2 separate regions of the Homo sapiens genome follow, and region 1 is linked to region 2. Evidence: read pairs that join two places in POLR2A ChIA-PET (ENCODE). Cell type or tissue: OCI-LY7. All regions are shown on one strand. Each heading gives the region's core, and the rest is flanking DNA. Links, peaks and the distances in the headings are about the cores only. Region 1 has its middle 50 kb from the start of ATP2B4. Region 2 has its middle 11 kb from the start of FMOD.

Region 1 (5,375 bases), core at 316-5,315, 220 kb after region 2:
GATCTTCCTAAGGTACTAGCCTTACTGAGACCCTCCCTACTTAAACTCTTCAGTGGTTGCCCGTTTATCCTAATGGGAAAAAGGCAAATTTCTTAGCCTGGTTGACAGGGCCCTTTATCTTGTACCTCTCCCTGCCCATCTCCATCTTCCCAGTCTTTTTTTTTTTTTTTTTGAGACGGAGTTTCACTCTTTTTGCCCAGGCTGGAGTCCATTGGTGCGATCTCAGCTCACCAATGCACTCCTCTGCCTCCCAGGTCCAAGCAATTCTCTCGCCTCAGTCTCCCGAGTAGCTGGGATTACAGGTGCCCACCATCATGCCCAGCTAATTTTTTGTATTTTTAGTAGAGACGGGGTTTCACCATGTTGGCCAGGCTGGTCTTGAACTACTGACCTCAGGTGATCCGCCTGCCTTGGCCTCCCAAAGTGTTAGGATTACAGGGGTGGGCCACCACACCCGGCCCCCAAGTCTTTTTAACATTTTCCAGTGCTCCAGCCACATCACCCTACCTACCTTCCCCCAAATTCTGTATTCTACACTGCCCAGCTTCCTCAAGGTTCTTTCCAGCCTAGATCAGACAAGGAACTCAGTTGTGAACAACAGAAACCATCTCTCACTAACCAGCAGACAAAGAATAGTCTGGGCCAGGCTCAGTGGCTCACGCCTGTAATCCCAACACTTTGGGAGGCTAAGGCGGTGGATCACCTGAGGTCAGGAGTTCAAGACCAGCCTGGCCAACATGGTGAAACCCCGTCTCTACTAAAAATACAAAAATTAGCTGGGCATGGTGGCGGGTGCCTGTGATCTCAGCTACTCAGAAGGCTGAGGCAGGAGAATTGCTTGAACCCAGGAGGTGGAGGGTGCAGTGAGCGGAGATTGCACCACTGCACTCCAGCCTGGGTGACAGAGTGAGACCCAGTCTCAAAAAAAAAAAAAAGAATAATCTAGAAAGTTAAATTCTGTTAGCTCAAGAGTTGATGGGCAGCACCTGCCCTCAAAGTCGGGAACCAAGGGATGCTGGTGGCAGAGAACACTCCAAGATCACAAGACAGGGAGCACCTTGTTAGGGCACTGCTGCTGGTTCTGCCCCTCACCATCCACACCACCCCCAACACTAGATACTGTTCCTGAAGGAGTCCAAAATGACCACCACTGCTACGAATGACTGCTCCTGCCCAGGTCCCAAAGATCCCAATGGGAGCACCAGATTGGCTGAGCTCAGCTTCCAGGGCCCATCCTCACCCCACCCTCACTCTGCCCATGCCACATTTGTGGCGGGGGTTCGGGGGGAGCAGGGAGACACAAACCCTGCCCTCATCAGCATGTGGTCAAAGGTAGAATGCTTCCCCAACTAAGACTCCTATAATGAGGAATTCCCTCCAAAATAGGAAAGTTGCTCAGTACTGGACAATCAAAAACATGACAAGTGTCAACTCCACTGTCCCTGTCTGCCTCATCAATTCCTATTCACTCCTCGAATGAACTCCTGTAAAACCTCCCTCCAGGCTGGGCACAGTGGCTCACGCCTGTAATCCCAGCACTTTGGGAGGCCAAGGCAGGTGGATCACCTGAGGTCAGGAGTTCAAGACCAGCCTGACCAACATGGTGAAACCCCGTCTCTACTAAAAACACAAAATTAGCCAGGCGTGGAGGTACACACCTGTAATCCCAGCTACTTGGGAGGCTGAGGCAGGAGAATCACTTGAACCCGGGAGGTGGAGGTTGCAGTGAGTCGAGATCGTGCCATTGTACTCCAGCCTGGACAACAAGGGAAAAATTCCGGGCTGGGCGCGGTGGCTCATGCGTGTAATCCCAGCACTTTGGGAGGCTGAGGTGGGGGGATCACCTGAGGTCAGGAGTTCGAGACCAGCCTGACCAACATGGAGAAACCCTGTCTCTACTAAAAATACAAAATTAGCCAGGCATGGTGGCGCATGCCTGTAATCCCAGCTACTTGGGAGGCCGAGGCAGGAGAATTGCTTGAACCTAGGAGGCAGAGGTTGCGGTGAGCGGAGATAGCGCCATCGCACTCCAGCCTGGGCAACAAGAGCGAAATTCTGTCTCAAAAAAAAAAAAAAAAAGAGAGAGAGAGAGAGAGAGAAGAGGAAAAATTCCTTCTAAAAAACCAAAAAACAAGCAAACAAACAAACAAACACAAAAAAACAAAAAAAAAAACAAAAACCTTCCTCCTACCTAAGCACGCTTCAGTGACCCCTCTATGTTTTCATAGTACCTGATATTTACCTCCACCAAGGCCTTCTTATTTTAGCAAAGTGGTTTTCAGATTTGTCTTCCTCACCAGACCGTGAGTTCCTTTGGGTCTTAGAGGGGGACATACTCATCTGTGACCCCTTGTCGGTATCCTCTGTCCCCATCCCCATGGGCAGTGGTAGTGGGAGCTCAGTAAATGTGTGAGCGAATGACAGAATGAATATGTTCATCCCTGAGGGTCCTCACATGAAAGAAGATCAGCTTAGAGCATCTTACGTGCCTGGTGGAGTATGATGAATGCGATCCTCACTACAGAGTTGGGGCGCAGAGAACTAAGGAACGAAGCTAAGTGCTTATGTTTAAAAGTACTAGACAGAAAAGCTGTTAGCAAGTGATCCTCTTTCTTAAAGAGCTGTAAGGTACATCTTCCAAAAGATACTCTAGAGAGGGACCTGGTGGGGTATGCATCCAGCTGTAACCCGGAGGCCTTGGTGGCTGTAAATCTGGAATTGTGTGGGTTGAGATGAAAACGCTTTCCAGTCATTAGGCCCCATTGTGAAGGTAATTATATAAAGTCCTGATGCAGACACCTGGGCCAGGAGTGGGCTGGATCTGCCCTGAGTGGCCCCCACAGGGGAGAAGAGTGGGAGAGAAGCATCTGGAAAGATACAGGAGGGTAGCAAGAGCTGATCAAAATAGAAGGGAAGAAGCAGAAGAGAAGATGAGGGAGAGAAGTGCCAGGAGAAAGACCACATAGGAGCCAAACCCGTTGGACAGGGGTCTGCAACCAAGGAGCTGAGGCCTGGAATGTAACTACTGATGGGGAAACAGAGGGCATGGGATTGAGCTTGCTGCTGCCAGGGAAAAGAGGCAGAGAGGGGTGAATAAATAGTGAATGCCTACCTCAGTTAATCAAACATTTATTACATGTCTACTACATGCTAGGCACTGCACTAAGGCACTAAGGATACAAAGGTACAAGATGGTATACATAAGCACATGCAAACCCCGTTCATTCCGGGATTTACAGAGCAGTGAGAGAGACACAGACAAAGCCTGAGACTATGAAAATTTGTTCGGCAGAGAGCAGTGGCTCGCGCCTGTAATCCCAGCACTTTGGGAAGCTAAGACTGGAAGATAGTTTGAGGCTAGGAGTTCAAGACCAGCCTAGGCAATGTAGTGAGACCCCCATCTCAACAAAAATAAAAGTATTAGCCAGGCATAGTGGTGCACACCAGAAGGCCCACTTGAGCCTGGAAATATCGAGGCTACAGTGAGCCATGATTGCGCCATTGCACTCCAGCCTTGACAACAAAGCAAAACCTTGTCTCAATAAATAAATAAAAATAAAAGCATGCCCTGGTCACCTTTCATGGCACAAAAGCATTATTTAAAAAAATTGTTAGATAGAAGTAAGAGAAGAAGAAGAATGCAATGGGAACACAATAAAGGGACACTTCCAGCTGGAGGAGACGCCCGTTGAGCTCAGTGTTGATGGATGGGTCAGTCAAGGGGAGAGAGGTGGGAGGGGGCTCCTGCTAAGGAGGCAGCATGAGCAAACACATGGACACACAGGCCAATGTGGAATGGGATGCAGAGGTGATGGGGACATGACAAGAGCCGGAGAAGCCAGGTGGAACCAGGTACAGCCACGTGTGCCAGACTAACGGGCTTGACTTCAACCTGCAGGTAATGGAGACTCATTGACAGGTTTTCTCAGTGCCTGATGTGGTGAAATTTGCATTTTAGGGGTGTCACGTTGACTATAGTGTGAGAGTGAATTTACGTAGAGGAAGACTGTAGTCAGGGAGACCAATTAGGAGTTGATTGCCATTGTCAAAGTGAAAGATGTGGTGCCATTATCTGAGATGGAGGACACAGAAAGAGAATAGTTAGCAGGAGGGAGGGGTGATGATGATATGTTTGAGACAAGTTGAGTATAGAATGTTTGTGGACTACTTAAGAGCATGTGTCTAACAGGCATTTGAATATGAGCATAGGAAACTGAAGGGAGAGGTGGCAGCTGAAGACACGGATTTGGGCTTCATCAGCAAATGGATCATAGCTTCAGTGGATGGAAGTGAACCAGCTCTCCCAGGAAGAAAACACACAAAGCCAAGCAGTGGGCTCAGGCTTGAACTTTGAGAAACTCCCATGTTTAAGGGGTGCTGAAAAAGCGGCCTCTAAGAAAGACAATGCTAGAGGGAAGTCAGAGAGTCAGAGAAGTAGAAGGAAAACCAGCGAAGACTCAGGGCCACAGAAGACAAGAAATGGGAGGTTTCAGGAAGGAAGGAGAGGACAACAGGGTCAGAAGCAGCGGAGAGGCCCAAAAAGATAAACTGCAAGTGGCCACTGGGGTTTGCAAAAATGGAAGTAATGGATGATCTTTTTAAAAATGTATGTTGTGTGGTGTAGGGCAAGATATTAGCAAGTGGTGAAGTCTAAATAGTGTATGGGAGTTCCTTTTTTTTTTTTTTTTTTTTTTTGGATGCAGGGTCTCACTCTGCTGTCCAGGCTGGAGTGCAGTGGTGCGATCATAGCTCACTGCAGCCTCCAACTCCTAGGCTCAAGCAATCTTTCTACCTCAGCCTCCCAAGTAGCTAAGACTACATACAGGCACATGCCACCACAACTGGCTAATTAAATATGCCCGGCCTCTTGCAACTTGTCTTTGGGTTTGAAATTGCATGAAAATAAATAGTTACCCCCTAGGGCCAGGTGGCACATGCCTGTAACCCCAGCACTTTGGGAGGCCGAGGTGGGCAGATCACTTGAGGTCAGGAGTTTGGAGACCAGCCTGACCAGCATGGTGAAACCCCATCTCTACTAAAAATACAAAAATTAGCCAAGCGTGGTGGCTCACACCTGTAGTCCCAGCTACTTGGGAGGCTGAGGCAGGAGAATCACTTGAACCCTGGAGGTGGTGGAGGTTGCAGTGAGCCAAGATCACGCCGCTGCACTCCAGCCTGGGTGACAGAGCGAGGCTCCGTTTCAAAAAAAAAAAAAAAAAAGGAAAAAGAAAAGAAAAAACAGTTATCCCCCCAAAAGTGGGTTTTTGTTTTAAAATAATGAATAATGCAAGGTCATTTTTAAGATGTATACAATTCTAAAAGGCATAGACTAGAAAATGAAAATTCCCCTTTCCCTCATCAGTATCTGAATCCCA
Region 2 (5,375 bases), core at 323-5,322:
GTAAGGTCCTCAGCCACTGGAGGGAGAGCTCAGAGAGCTGTCTGTTTGCATCTTGGGAAAGCACCTTGGCTGTAGGGTTCCCTGGGGCAGGAACTGGCATACCCATCTCCCTATGTCTTTTGCTGCAGCTTCTTGGGGGGCACTGTTGCTTCTTCCATAACTTTCCTGCTGAGAAAACTGCCAAATGGCTCCCAGCCAGGCTGTTTGGTAAGCTTTGTGAAGAAATAAATTCCTTTCCCAATCCCTATGAGGCTGTATTTCTAAGGGAATTTGCAAGAATAGAAATTGTTTTGATCTTCAATCAAGATACAGAAAGATTCACTCCCTCCCCCATCTCCTACTTCTTAAATTTCCAATCACTTTAAGAAACACACCCTGTGGGAGAATTTGCTTCTCCCCCATCTGGCTGCCAGCAGCCAGCCTCAAAGTTCTCAAACTTCACCACCTTAAGGCATTTCTATCTGGCCTGCTACATTTTTTTCAGACCTACCCCTCTCTCCATTGGCCCCTCTTTCTCCAGCTCCCCATTTCATTAACTTCAATGAAATAGCATCTTCTAGGAGCAAGAGTGTTCTGGTTTAAGGAGATCACTGGGGTGTGGGGTGTAGGATTAGAAGGAGGTGACTTCTTTCTGGAGAACTGGAAGAGGGAATGAATATTTTTTAAGGCTCTAGACTAGGTCCTCTACCTACATCATTTCAATCTTTTAAATCAATTCATCATTTGTTTTTGTTTTGTTTTGTTTTGTTTTTTTGAGGTGGAGTCTTGCTCTGTCGCCAGGATGGAGTACAGTGGCACAATCTTGGCTCACTGCAACCTCCACCTCCCGGGTTCAAGTGATCCTCCTGCCTCAGCCTCTGGAGTAGCTGGGACTACAGGTGCGAGCCACCACACCCAGCTAATTTTTTGTATTTTTAGTAGAGATGGGGTTTCACCATGTTGGCCAGGATGGTCTCGATCTCTTGACCTAGGGATTCGCCCGCCTTGGCCTCCCAAAGTGCTGGGATTATAGGTGTGAGCCACTGTGCCCAGCCTCAATTAATCATTTGAATCTTTGATGAACTGAGATTTAAACACAAGCCCAGTACCTGGCATATAGTACCAATGAATGAATGGATGAATAAACTAATGGATAGAGTAAATTGGGACCAAAGTCAGGGTTCTTTCGACTACAACACCTGCCTGAGGGCCACCAGGAGCTGTTGTCAGTGATCCTTCTCAGGGAAATATACAGAAAGATTCTCCCGGGCTTCTCACAGCTGCTGCCAATCCCTCACCATCCATGCTTCTCTTGTTGCCAAGGATCCCTCCTCACCAATGGCGGAAAGAGGTGGCCCCTGAGGCGCTCAGCATTTGCCCTGAGACCTGCATTACAACCCATACTTGTCTGAAAGAGTCAGCTCTCCCCACCTGGGAATGCGAGTTGAAAAAGAGCTCTCCCAGAAAGCCTCAACTCCAACAGATCTGCTCCTGGGGTCTCCATGTGACATCCAGCTTCCCGCTGGATCGTGGTGGGTCATAGCAGGACCCACCCTACCTACTGCAACAGGCCTGTCTTACCCTGTCCTCTCTGTCCACCAGAACCAGGTTTCCATGGAAACCAAACCTGGAGGGTACATAAGAGGAGGGCTTTTCCTTTTTATCCTTTTTTTTCTTTCTGTATTCTTGCCTAATTCTTTGACTTTGGCCCTGGTTTGTACTGACATTACTGAAGGAACAGCTCCCCCAGCTCTGCACCCATGCCTAGGATATTGTAGATAGCAGTTTGATAAACTGCATTGAGTTAACAGCTGCCAGACACACCATCTTGCCTCAACAGGAGGGAAGAGAGCCGCAGGCATGACTAGGAAGGCAGCCGAGGAGGAGGCAGTGAGGAGTGGGAGGGAGCGGGGAGCAGGAGGCGATCCTCTAAGTCGGAAAGGCCGTGGTCTGCAGCTGGCTACTGTGGATTTGTAGGAGAGGAGCTAGCGTCACCAATTATTGGGATTTGACATGAGCAAGTGCTTTTATTTGGAAGGAAATAAAGAATTGAAAGGTTAGTAGCTGGGACATGTGCTTGCCTAATCATACTGTTATCCTTAGAGACCTGTGTCTGCAACCCTAGACTGGGAGCCCCGTGGAGGCTCAGAGATGTGTGGGGATATCATCAGCCAGCATTTTAAGTAAGTGGAAGAAGTGACTGGGGTGCAGGGACAAAGTTGATGCTTTAACTAGTGTCCTCTCTGCTGTGTGAGACCCTCTTCTAATGTAACATAGAGGAAGGGATGGGAAGGAGCACCTGCTGGCTGTAGGTAAAGGCAAGTCAGATTGTGTTCCTATTCTTTCTTGTTTCTTTCATGTTTACTTCCCTTCCCTCCCTCATCTCCCTCCTCCTCTTTCTTTCTTTTTTTTTTTCCGCCTGTCTTCTTCTCTCTCCCGGCTTTAAGCTGGATGCCACTCCAACTACAGAGGACCACCTCTGACAAACTCTCTCCTCTCTTCTGTATTCTGTATGCAGAGATGAGTGTGTGTGTGTGCACATGTGTGTCCTTTTACATGTGTAGGAGAGGGCGATGGGTCAAGCAGTTTGAATGGCTTGTACTGGCTCCCTCTCCTTTCCCACAAAACCTCATCCAGACCCCTGTCTGTGCCATGATTGAGGCAACCACATGGCAGCCATTGAGTTTGGTACAGCCGTCAGCTGCCAGGAGCTTCTCATGAAGCCTCAGTACCTCCCAGGCCTGGGAAAAATGCAAGGAGACACGAAGGAGCCATCGTCTAAGGCCCATGGCATCCGGGAATTGAGTGGGCTTGGCCACCAGGTCGAGGGAACCTTGAGTGCTGCTGGCAGGGCCTCTGGCAGTTCGTGTGGTAACTGCAGCGCCAACCCAGGGCAAAAGAGCCCAGTGGCATGCACTCACTTCCTCTTTCAGCTTTGCAATTCAAAGGGGTCACCTGGTTCAATTTATCTAGGTTCATTAGGGTCTGTGACCTCAGAATCAACAAGGCAGCTGATCCAGAGGTTGGTAACCAGATGCCTTCTAGACCTCTGTGTCCTGAGGAGGGACAGGGGGATGAATATAGGAGACCTGATGACTCCTCCTCCTTGGCAGTCTAAAAAAGTAGCCTTTGCCTGATGAGTCAGGAACAGCACTACACTGCCCTGTCTGCTCAGCCCTGCTGGGATCTTTATGTAAAGTATAAAACCCAGTGCAATCAGCGGAGGAGGATACCAGTCCCAGAGTGCTGAGAGCAGCAATGATTCAGCCACCCCTCCTTCCCATGGTGCACATCCATCCCTACAAGGCCCTGGCTCCCCTCCTTATCCCTGCTTCTCCAGGGACCCTCCTGAAGAGAGGCAGGAGTGGAGATCAGCTTGGAGATCAGCTAGGGAGAAGGAGCCAGGGAGTGTGGCACACTATTAATTAGCTAAAAGCAAATGCCACCTGCATAATGCATTATGGCTGCTGCCTCTGCAGCCTCCCACTCTCCACTGGCCTGCTGCTTGCTATTGTCTCTGGAGCCTGTCTCGCCTTTATTGGAGCCCTGATGAAGCACTGCTGTGTATGAAGTGGCTCGGTGTTAATAGAAACTCATCATATTCACTGATAATCCTCCATTGCCTGAGATGGGCCAATTAGGAGCTCTCAGGCACATTTGCTTACTGCAGAGGGGCCTCCCTGTGGGAACTGTGTGCTCCTGAGCACCACAGTCTGTGGGCACATCAGTGTATGCATGGGTAACATATGCCTGTGCAGTTTGGCAACAACACTGACCCAGGAGGCTGAATTCAACCATATGTAGTGGAGCATGGCTGCAATATGCTTGTGTGGGAAAGTTAAGGCAAGCTGCCCCCATTCCTTCTCATTTTAGAGGAATGAGTTAGCTGGCAGTTATTTATTTGTAAATAATCAAAAACCAAAAAAGCCAGACAAGCTGCAGAGGGTGCTCCACATGGAAACTGTGCTCCTGAGCCATGACTTTAAACAGTGCGCAAACTTCCACAGAGACAGATGTTTCTATCTTTTATTGAGGTGAAATCCACATAACATACAATTAGCAGTTTTAGAGTGTACAATTCAGTGGTATTTAGTGTATTCCCAATGTTGTGCAGCCACCACCACTCTCTATTTTCAAGTCTTTTTTGTAACTCCAGAAGTACACCCTATGATTCTCTGGCAATCATTAATCTATTCTGTCTCTATGGATTTACCTATTCTGAATATCTTATATAAAATAAGTCATAAAACATGGGATTCCGTGTCTGGCTTCTTTCACTTAGCATAATGTCTTTAAGGGACATGCAGGTTGTAGCATGTATCAGTACTCCATTCCTTTTTATGGCTGAGTAATATTCCATTGTCCATATATACTATGGCTTGTTTATACAGTCATGGACATTTGGGTTGTTTCCACCTTTTGGCTATTAGAGTCAAGTTGCTATGAGCATTCATGAACAAGTGTTTGAGTGGCTTGTTTTGTTTCAATTATTTGAGGGTGTATACCTCAGAGTAGCATTGTTGGTTCGTTGGTAATTCTGTTAAGTTTTTGAGGAAATATATTTTTTATTTGATCCTCACAGCATCTCCGTGAGGTAGAAAGGACAGATATTAAAGAGAATGCATATTAAGCATCCAGCTCATCACCTAGCACATAATATGTGCTCAATAAATTAAAAATTGTTACTATTGTCAGGTGCAGAAACTGAGACTAAGAATGGAAGTGACTTGCTCAAGCACACTCTAAGTAGCAGATATCAGAACTAAATGGAAAGCTTCCAATTTCTAGCCCATAAGGCCAGTCTTCTTGGAACTCAGGCCATAGTTTTTTTTTTTTTTTTTTTTTTTTTTTTTTTTTCCAGAAAACAGCCCTGGTAGTATGAATTTCCCCATGGGCTTAGAGATCTAACCCACTCTGGCTTAAGGAAAACAGACAGGACAACTGAGCAGAGATAGCTTTTGCATCCAGTCCTGTAATGATCTCGCCTTTTTCCAGTGCCTTGGCTGCTGCAGGCCTGCCAGCACATAGAGAGTGGCATTGATTGTAATCGACATCTGTTGAGCTGTCACTTCCCCCAGCTCCTGTCCTCCCTCCAGAGACCCTCACTTTCCTGCCTTGTGGGTGCATCTGCAGAAGTAGCTGCATTGAGTCTCCACTGAGGCAGCCAGGGGCGGTGTGAGCTGGAGGCTTGCCACTACAAAAGGATCCTTCTGTTTTTCTCTCTTCATCTGGGAACCTGGGGAGCATCTTATGTCTGCATCAGTGTTGCCACAGGGACTTGACCCGTTGCCCTCGCTTCAGAGGGCAGGATCTGCAGCCCAGAGGCGTTAAGTGACTTTCCAGAAGTCAGGCAAGGGAATGATGGCTCAATATCCTGGCTGGAGCCTTCTGACTAG

What was found. ChIA-PET counts read pairs that join two places held together with the same protein. Peaks named below come from ENCODE experiments on the same cell type or tissue, not always from the same donor. Only the 100,000 strongest peaks of a DNase experiment are listed, where the experiment ranks them.
Region 1: POLR2A ChIA-PET joins it to region 2 with 7 read pairs; 3 of 35 experiments call an interaction of 5 or more read pairs at or near these places.

What each region holds. Positions count from the first base shown.
Region 1 is chr1:203,574,233-203,579,607 of GRCh38, forward strand. No RefSeq gene overlaps it. Among named protein-coding and RNA genes, the nearest start is that of ATP2B4, 50 kb to the right of the region's middle. In OCI-LY7, for the core only: no CTCF peak of the experiment used is centred there; no DNase peak of the experiment used is centred there.
Region 2 is chr1:203,359,150-203,364,524 of GRCh38, forward strand. No RefSeq gene overlaps it. Among named protein-coding and RNA genes, the nearest start is that of FMOD, 11 kb to the left of the region's middle. In OCI-LY7, for the core only: no CTCF peak of the experiment used is centred there; a DNase peak (open chromatin) is centred at 2,902.